2 separate regions of the Mus musculus genome follow, and region 1 is linked to region 2. A link is a loop called in an ENCODE intact Hi-C map of the cell type or tissue named here. Cell type or tissue: heart. All regions are shown on one strand.

Evidence for each region. Hi-C counts contacts between places; a loop is a spot of excess contacts. Peaks named below come from ENCODE experiments on the same cell type or tissue, not always from the same donor. Only the 100,000 strongest peaks of a DNase experiment are listed, where the experiment ranks them.
Region 1: a loop joins it to region 2, with 6 times the contacts of the local background. A loop is called at or near these places in 1 of 42 quality-filtered maps.

The regions. Positions count from the first base shown.
Region 1 is chr16:7,069,054-7,073,053 of GRCm38, forward strand. It overlaps Rbfox1 (RNA binding protein, fox-1 homolog (C. elegans) 1), which reads left to right and starts at 782. Exons shown (of 13, transcript NM_183188.2): 1 at 782-1,032. The coding sequence starts at 946. In heart, no CTCF peak of the experiment used is centred here; no DNase peak of the experiment used is centred here; H3K4me3 peaks cover 493 bases; H3K27ac peaks cover 628 bases.
Region 2 is chr16:7,019,427-7,023,426 of GRCm38, forward strand. It overlaps a transcript of Rbfox1 not described here. Among named protein-coding and RNA genes, the nearest start is that of Rbfox1, 48 kb to the right of the region's middle. In heart, no CTCF peak of the experiment used is centred here; no DNase peak of the experiment used is centred here.

The DNA.
Region 1 (4,000 bases), 50 kb after region 2:
AGCTACCCACATGAACCTGCTAGATTTGAGTGTTGTTGTTATGGTTGTTGTTGTTCTTATTTGTTTGGTTGTTTTTGGTTTTGTTCATAACTGTGGCGGAATGGGTATAGGTGTGAAAATGTATGTGCTGTGTTCAAAGGGTGACCTCCAGGTATCTTTCTTTATTGCTTTTTACTTACGCTTTGAGAGAGGGTCTTCCACTAAACCACTGTACATGGAAGTTTCTGTTTGGCTATGCTGGCTCGACAGTTGAGACCCTGCATTCTCCTGTCTCTGTTTTCCCAGTGCTAGGAATGTGTGACACATTGCCTGATTTCTTACATAGGCACTGGAGATCCAAATTCCAGTCCTCAGGCTTATATGGTAGTATACAAACTCACATAACAACCAGTTGCAATTTAGAACTGAAGTCTAGGCTCTGGTGATGATTTTTATGTGGGTAAATGTTTAAGTTCTTTAAGTTGCAACTGATTGTCATGTAAGCTTACACATTTCTATTACTTATTCTCTCTAAAAATCTCATGCAGACCCAGCCCCTTGCAATTTGGCCCAGTTCCTCAGGACAAATGCCTTCTCTTTTCGCCTGATTCCCTGTCACTCCATCTCCCTTGGTCTGAGAACTAAATTAATGAAGAGTATTTGGTTAGTCATGTTGGGCGAGCTGCTCCCAAAATAGCTCCTTCCATTTTGGTAGCTCCGACCGACCCTGCAGCTGCCGCGTCCCTTCCTTGTCTGGGAAGAAAACTTTCACATTAAGAGTTGCTGATGCAGGGTTTTGTTTCCTTTCCCTCTCCGCTGCCTGTGGATGAGCACTTGGCTCCTGACAGAAGTGATTTGGCTCTCGGCTTTGTAGTTGAGAAGAAGTTGGGTCTATAGATTTCTTTCCCCCTCTAACTCTCTATTGATGTGTTCAGCCTTGGAGGGAATAAAGCCTCCATTTAAAGCATGTTGGCGTCGCAAGGAGTCCTTCTGCATTCTTATGGCGTGCCCATGATTGTGCCTGCTGCCCCCTACTTCCCGGGACTGATGCAGGTAATTCATGGCTTTTGCCAGCAAGCAACTTAACTCCAGAATGCTCTAAGTAATAATTGGAATTTTTATGGTTGAGAAAGCAAACACTTTTAATACAGGAAGAGAAAAAAAAGCCCTCGTGTAGTCAAAGGAAAGACAGTAGGAAATCAAAAAGATGGATCACCTTAATCTGGCTATTGACATCTCTCATGGATGAATAAATGGTGTAGTTGAGCTGTATTTGCTTGTATTGATCTGGGTGCTGTTTAACATTCATGCCTTTGCTTCGGGAGGTTGACCAGGGGGCAAAAGATTTGCTCTCTTCCCTAGCTTTCTGAGGGACTGGGTCTCCCAGAGCAGATCATGAGGCTCAGTAACTTATCATGATATGGCTTGCTTAAAGGCTTTAACCCCGGAAACAGAAGGGCAGGAAATACAGAGTGCTGCTGAGGACACCCCACACAGGTTGTTGTTTGCAGAGAAGCTTCCCCTTGCAAATCTGAGAGGCGACCCACAAACAAGAGGGTACACTGAGAATGGTCTCGCTAGGAAGTTCAGAGGTTATTCTGCAAATTCGATGCCAACTGTTTGTATTCTCGGCAGCTGGGGAGAAGTTAGGATGCCTGTTGTTTTGACTGCTAAGGCTATTATTCTGTGTACCGAGAGGTTTGTGTGCTAGCGAGAAATTGGACCTGTTTCTTTGCCTTATTGTACCTCCTTGCTGTCACTCAAACCCACTGCTTCTGGGTGTACGCCTGCAGTTCTCTGGGAAGCCAACATCCACTTGTGATAGAAGTGGGTCATTGTAGGAAGCAAGTGGCTATTTGTTGCTGTTCTTTAGAAATAAGCAACCCTAAGTAATAAATCCTAAATCTCCTTTCTATGGGAAAGGAAAATTAAATATATGCAGTACAACACTTTAGCTTTTTTTCCTGTAGCCCCACTCCCACCCAGCCCTCTCTGAGAGTTCTACAAAACTCTAATTCATTAATGACGACTTCTGTGGAGGATTGAACAAATATTCTTTTTATTCTTTGACTGTGACTGTGACTGTGACCTTCTATTAACTGTCAGAAGCTGGGTGGCAGAATGCACCCAGACGTCAATCCCGATAGCATCAGAACTGCCAATTACCCTAGATGTATGGATACTATTGCTACACTTCTATGTTATAGGTAAATAGACCAGCAGAGAATGGCCCTGGCACCAAGGAAGGGAACTTGTGGCCAGATGGTGACATGAAACTTAGGACTTGAAGGTGAAGCAGAGTAACAGTGCTTTTGGCTTCTGTTGGAAATTTGGGGTGAAGGTCAAAGGCTGGAGTTTTGTCGGCCCCTGTGCTGCCCTATCCGATAAATAATTACAAGCAAATCGCTCATTTCAGTCCGTGCTGATTGATGCTGAAATTGCTTTTGAAAGTTCTCATAAGTTCCTGTTATAGATTAAGTGCTGGTGCAGGAGAATAACGGCACCCACAGAAATGGGTGAATGTAATCAGGTTTAATGGACTCGAGAGCTTGTTGGGAATTAAATAACTATCGATTTGCTGGGATGTTTCTGTCATTACAAAATGCCACTCTGAACGTATTACCCCAATGATAGATGAGAAGACGCTAGAACCAACTGCAAAGCTGGGAAGGCACTATTTCTTCCTCTTTGGCAAAATGTTCAAGAAACATAACTGGTTAGTGTGGAATGGAGCAAGTTATTTTACTTGCAAATGTTAACCTGATCCATTCTCATTTGTTTCCCAAAAGGAAACTTCTGAACTAGTGACCTACAAGTCCTTCTGTGTGTGTCAGTGAGGAGCCTCCGATGAGCTACTGGGACCCACTGCACCCTTCCCCTCTCCTCCACACAGAGCACACTGCAAGGCTGTGCACATGAAGGTGCTAGCCTTCTTGCTGCTTTGTGGAGGCTCAAAGAAACTAAACCCCCTCCCATTGCAGTTTTGTTCTTAAGGAAAGGATGTGGTATGATAGAATAGGTAGGAAATTCTAGTGCCTCTTTACCTTTCAGCTTGCACTTCCTGCCCTAGCTACCTTGGCCCTTAGCTTGAGGAGTTTCACCCCGAGTCAGGAATAAAGGCCCTTTTGCCAGGATTCAGATTTCTTTAGCAACTTAGTGATTCCAGCAAGACAAGAAAATGAAGAGGACTATGGACTCATCTTTGCTAGGATCCCTTGTGCCTGCATAGTTGGGAACAGCATGAATGGTTATGTGCAAGGGCCACTGGCGAGCTGCTTGAGATGCTGTTCACAATTTCACAGTCTTTCTAAACTCAACAGCCAACAGTTCTGTGGCCAAAGATGTTCCTTTTTGAATTGCTGCCTGAGACACTTTTGAAATTCAGGCCAGTGTGGCTTAATTTTTCTGCAGTTAAAGAAAAAATAATTTGCATTTTTTTTAAGTTTTAAGAGAGTACCTGACTCATGCTACAGTCAGTACCTACAGATGTGTCCTTACGTGTCTAGTGAGGTCCCTCTCATGGCCTCTTCTTTAAAGTCAGTCCCATAGTTAACATGGGATTTCCATTCCTACTTTCTGTTTCTCTGGAAAACCAGTGTCACTATATCGTATCCAGGGCACCCTTTATTTTATGGAGTAAACTAAACTTATGGAGTAAACAGACAAATAAGACAAGCATTTTGTTTGTTTTGCTTTGCTTTGCTTTCCTCTAACTACATAGACAATCATGCTAAACCAGGTAGAATGGTTTTCACAGTAGTAAGAGGTCAAAAGGAAGCAGGGAAAAATGATGATACTGAGCACACTGTGCAGACCATGACCGTTCACCTTCAGTACAGAGCCCATTCTTGATGTCTTTGAATGAAGAGCCCAGGCATCATCCTTGGGACCTCTCTTTAGTCCGGCATTCTAAGTGTCATCTTGATTCACCACAGGGGTTGACTGAGCTGCTATTATTATAAGAAGTCAAGTCCATTGGCAAAGTCATTCTTGATTCCAGATGCTAACAACAGGATTGACT
Region 2 (4,000 bases):
GCCAGGCCTTCATCTTTAAACAACGGTACTCTTCCCATTCCACTATTTCCCCATCACTATGAAGCTGTATCAATGGAGGCAGTGCATATTATGGCAACATTGGTGTTGAGATCCAAGCCAGGAACTTCCTGGATTTTTGGCTTACTATCAGTTATTAGCACCTACATGGTAGTAACAAATTCTGTAAAACTTGAGAGCAATCATTCATTTTTTAAAGAGTTGTTTTATTTATGCATAGTGTGTGTGTGTGTGTGTGTGTGTGTGTGTGTGTGTGTGTGTGTGTGTGTGTGAGCAGATACACCATACTATGAGTATAGTGATTGTTGAAGCCAGAAGAGGGCACTGGATTCCTTAGAGCTTGAGCTACACACAGCTGTGAAACACCAACCCTGTGTGTTAAGAACAACACTCAGGCCATCTGAAAGAACCATGTGTCCTTAACCTCTGAGCCATCTCTCCAGCCCATTTCTCACTCAGGTATTATACACCTGCAGAAGGTCCTCTCATCTTTGCATGCTGTGTCCTCTCTACCATGTTCCTTCTGCTACCGGACCATGTCCATTCCTGGTTATACCTCTACCACAAGGCTTCATTTTCTGGGATATGTGCAGTTTGCCATGTTCCTCACCAAGTTCTCAGCCTTGAATTACCAATGAAAAACCACATCTTCATTAGTCTAATCCCATCCCCTTGCTATCCATAGTTCCCATATTGCTATTAATGCCCTAATCTTTTCCTTTATACCACGAACAATAACTGGCCTCAGAAAATTTACCATGTAATCTTGTTTGATTAGCTCTTTATTGAGATAATTTTTTACTTATTACAGAATAATAGATAGCACATTCACTTGGCTTCCTTAATGGTCATGTTGACAAAATTATAGTAAAGCATCCCATTCCAGGGTGTGTACACTGATAAAAATCAACTGATCTCATTGCAATTTCTCTAGGTTTATTGCAGTTTCACATGGATGCGGTGGGGTGAGATGCTTCATTTTGTTCAGTTTTACCATATATGAGGATCAGTGTCCACCACAGTCAAGATACGTAGCAGTTCCATAACTTCCTTTGTTGTCTCAACATCCACCCCCTACCCACCCAAGTCTTTTTGGTAAATACTGATTCTCACTTGAACGAAATGTAGATACCTCAAAATCAGAACCATGTAATAGCAAACCTTTGGTGTTTACTTCCTTTTGTCTGGAGATTCAGTCTATACAGATATATACAGATACAGATACAGATACAGATACAGATACAGATACAGATACAGATACAGATACAGATACAGATACAGATACAGATACGTATACATATACATATACATACACACACACACACACATTCTATGCCCATACACACACACACACATATATAGTTCCATGATATGGACATGATGCTGTTTCTTTAAACATTCACCTATTGAAATATATATGAACAACTCCTAATTTTACTTATGAATAAAAACATCACGGCTTTATATATACATTGTTGTGTGAAATGTTTCCATGTCCCTGGGATAAACTCTAAAGTATAAAGATAGGAGGACTTAGTTGTGTCAGGACTCCATTGCACTGATAGTTTTCATGGCTCTCTCTGGTAATAGATTGATTTTTTGTTTCATCCCAGGAACAGTTTGAGTAGTAGTTGCTTGCTTGTTACTTGTTTGTTTATATTTAATCACCATGTACTGGGAACATTATACAATCCTTAGAACATAATTTACTACTCTATAAATATTCATAGATGAATTAAATGTGTAATGAATGGGTGGATACATGAATAAAAACTCTGACATAGGGATTAAATAAAATGATACATATAAATGCTTTTCAGAATCCTGAGCATGGAATGAACTTCACTGTCTATACACAGGGGTTTTATACCATCGCTGTTATTGGGTGTAATTTTCACTGGAAGAGACACAGTTTAATGCCAACTTTTTCTTCCTACCGTCACTGGGCCTCTGCTGTCATCGTGTGACTTTATTAGTTCCCAGTGAAGTGGTTCTGAGGTTAGGAGTGCATACTGTCCTTGTGGAAGTCCCAAGTTTGTCTCCCGGCTCCCAATTTCTTTAGCTCACACCTGTTTGTGGCTTCCCAGGCTCCAAACTCTTTCTGCTTCAGCTCATTTAGCTAGAGATAAGCCCTTCTTGTAAAAAATGTTCTATAAAGAATGAAGTAGAAATTTGTCCTTTGTGTTATAAGTGAGGTCCCACTAAACAAGTGAGCCTTGAAGCTCTCTGGGCCACTTTCTCTGTTGACCATAAGCTCAGGAAATAAATACCAGCAGGCTTTGGAATATAAGGGGATGTGGCACCAGAGAGGTTAACATTTTTCCAGGTCCTGAAGGTCTTAGAGGGTGAAATAAATATTGTGGGATCCAGTGGAGGTAGCAGAGTCCTTAATAGAGAGAGAAAATTAGTCATTCCCATTCGCCTGGGGAAAGTGCAGGCCCTGATAATGTCTTGATCTATGTACAAAGAGCCAGTAAAGACAAGCAGTTCTCATAATAAAAATAGAAATGAGGTTTTCCTGACAAAAATGCCAGTGGAGTGATGAGCTGTCAGGCAGGATCTGGAGAGACGAGAAAGGGCCTTCTTTGGTGACTATAATTAGGCTGCGTGGAGAGTTCAGCCTATGCCAGCACCTCTGTCTCTTTCTAGATTCTCCATTGGGTTATGTCTACGGGGCAGGGATATCGAGGAGATCAAGGCTGATTCCTGGTGGTTCAAGCCCTTCTGCCCCTCAAGCCCTGGAGAGGCTCTGACCTGGGGTGTGTGAGAGACAAGGGCCTTTACTCTGGAGCTTGTGCTATTTACATTTATTTTTTTTCAGAAAGAAAGGGAGGAAAATATAAATATCTCCTTTTCTCTGTCCCAAAACCTACTGTGCAAAAACTTGACTCATTACAGATAAACAATAAGAATAATTTTTAAGAACCTGTAATCACTATGCCACTCGTAACGTCTGGTGGATTTTCTGAAGCATTGACTGACTCGAGGCAGAAAGATGGATTGGCATCTAGAAAGAGGTAAGTTCAGAAATGAACAGGATGGATTAGCAATACAGATTGGGCTTATATAAGAGAGTGTACTGCTTTTGTTGTATAACTATGATCAAATTAAATAGTCCGAGAGAACAACTTGGTGAGGATTTGTTTTAGGACAAAGTTTCAGAGATCTCAGATGCTGGCTCTGTGGGTTCTGAGACCATGGACTCATGAGAGCGTCATGGAGATGGGAGTATAGGTAAGTAGTTGGAGAGCGAAAAGACTGTATACAAGGTCTACAGTACACGCCTGGGCACCAATGTCCTCCAGGAAGTTTTTTTCTAAAACTCAGCACAGCACTCCTCCCTGAGAGTGGAGCCTTCAGCATATGAGCCTATGGAAGACATTTCATTTTCAAGTCCTAACAGGGGCTATTCCCAGATGAGGGTATATCTGGGCAGCTGTGCACTGTGCATACGTTTCCTGTGCTTTGCTGTACAAATGTCTATGCCTTTTAAATCATCTCCCCTGACTTTGATTTCTGAAACCAGGAAACATAGTCTAATGAAAAAATGTACTGAGGTAGACATGCGTATGGCTAGCTACTTAACCAAAGTCCAAACCATTCCCAGATGCACTTCCTGGCTGAGGTCAATTTGGTTGTGTTTTATGGAAACAAAGAGGCAATAGAGTGACCTCGTATCTTCTTCAGATCTCAGAACTTGAGTTCTCCAGTGAACCTCTGATAGTTTGAGACACCTGGAGGCTGGAAGAAGCAAGATCAACATAAGCCACGGTTTAGATGCTGTTCATCCAATATAATTTCTTAGAAAGAACAAGCCCTCAGAGAGCACCAATATCCATCAAGTAGCTTTTGGGTATTCTGACAAACTTCATTCTCTGCAATGCAGTATGGAATAAATAAATAGGTAAGAAACTACACCCACCTGACTTGGCGCTTCAGCCTGGGAATTTAAGAGAGTTACTAATTTGTCTACTCCTCAGTT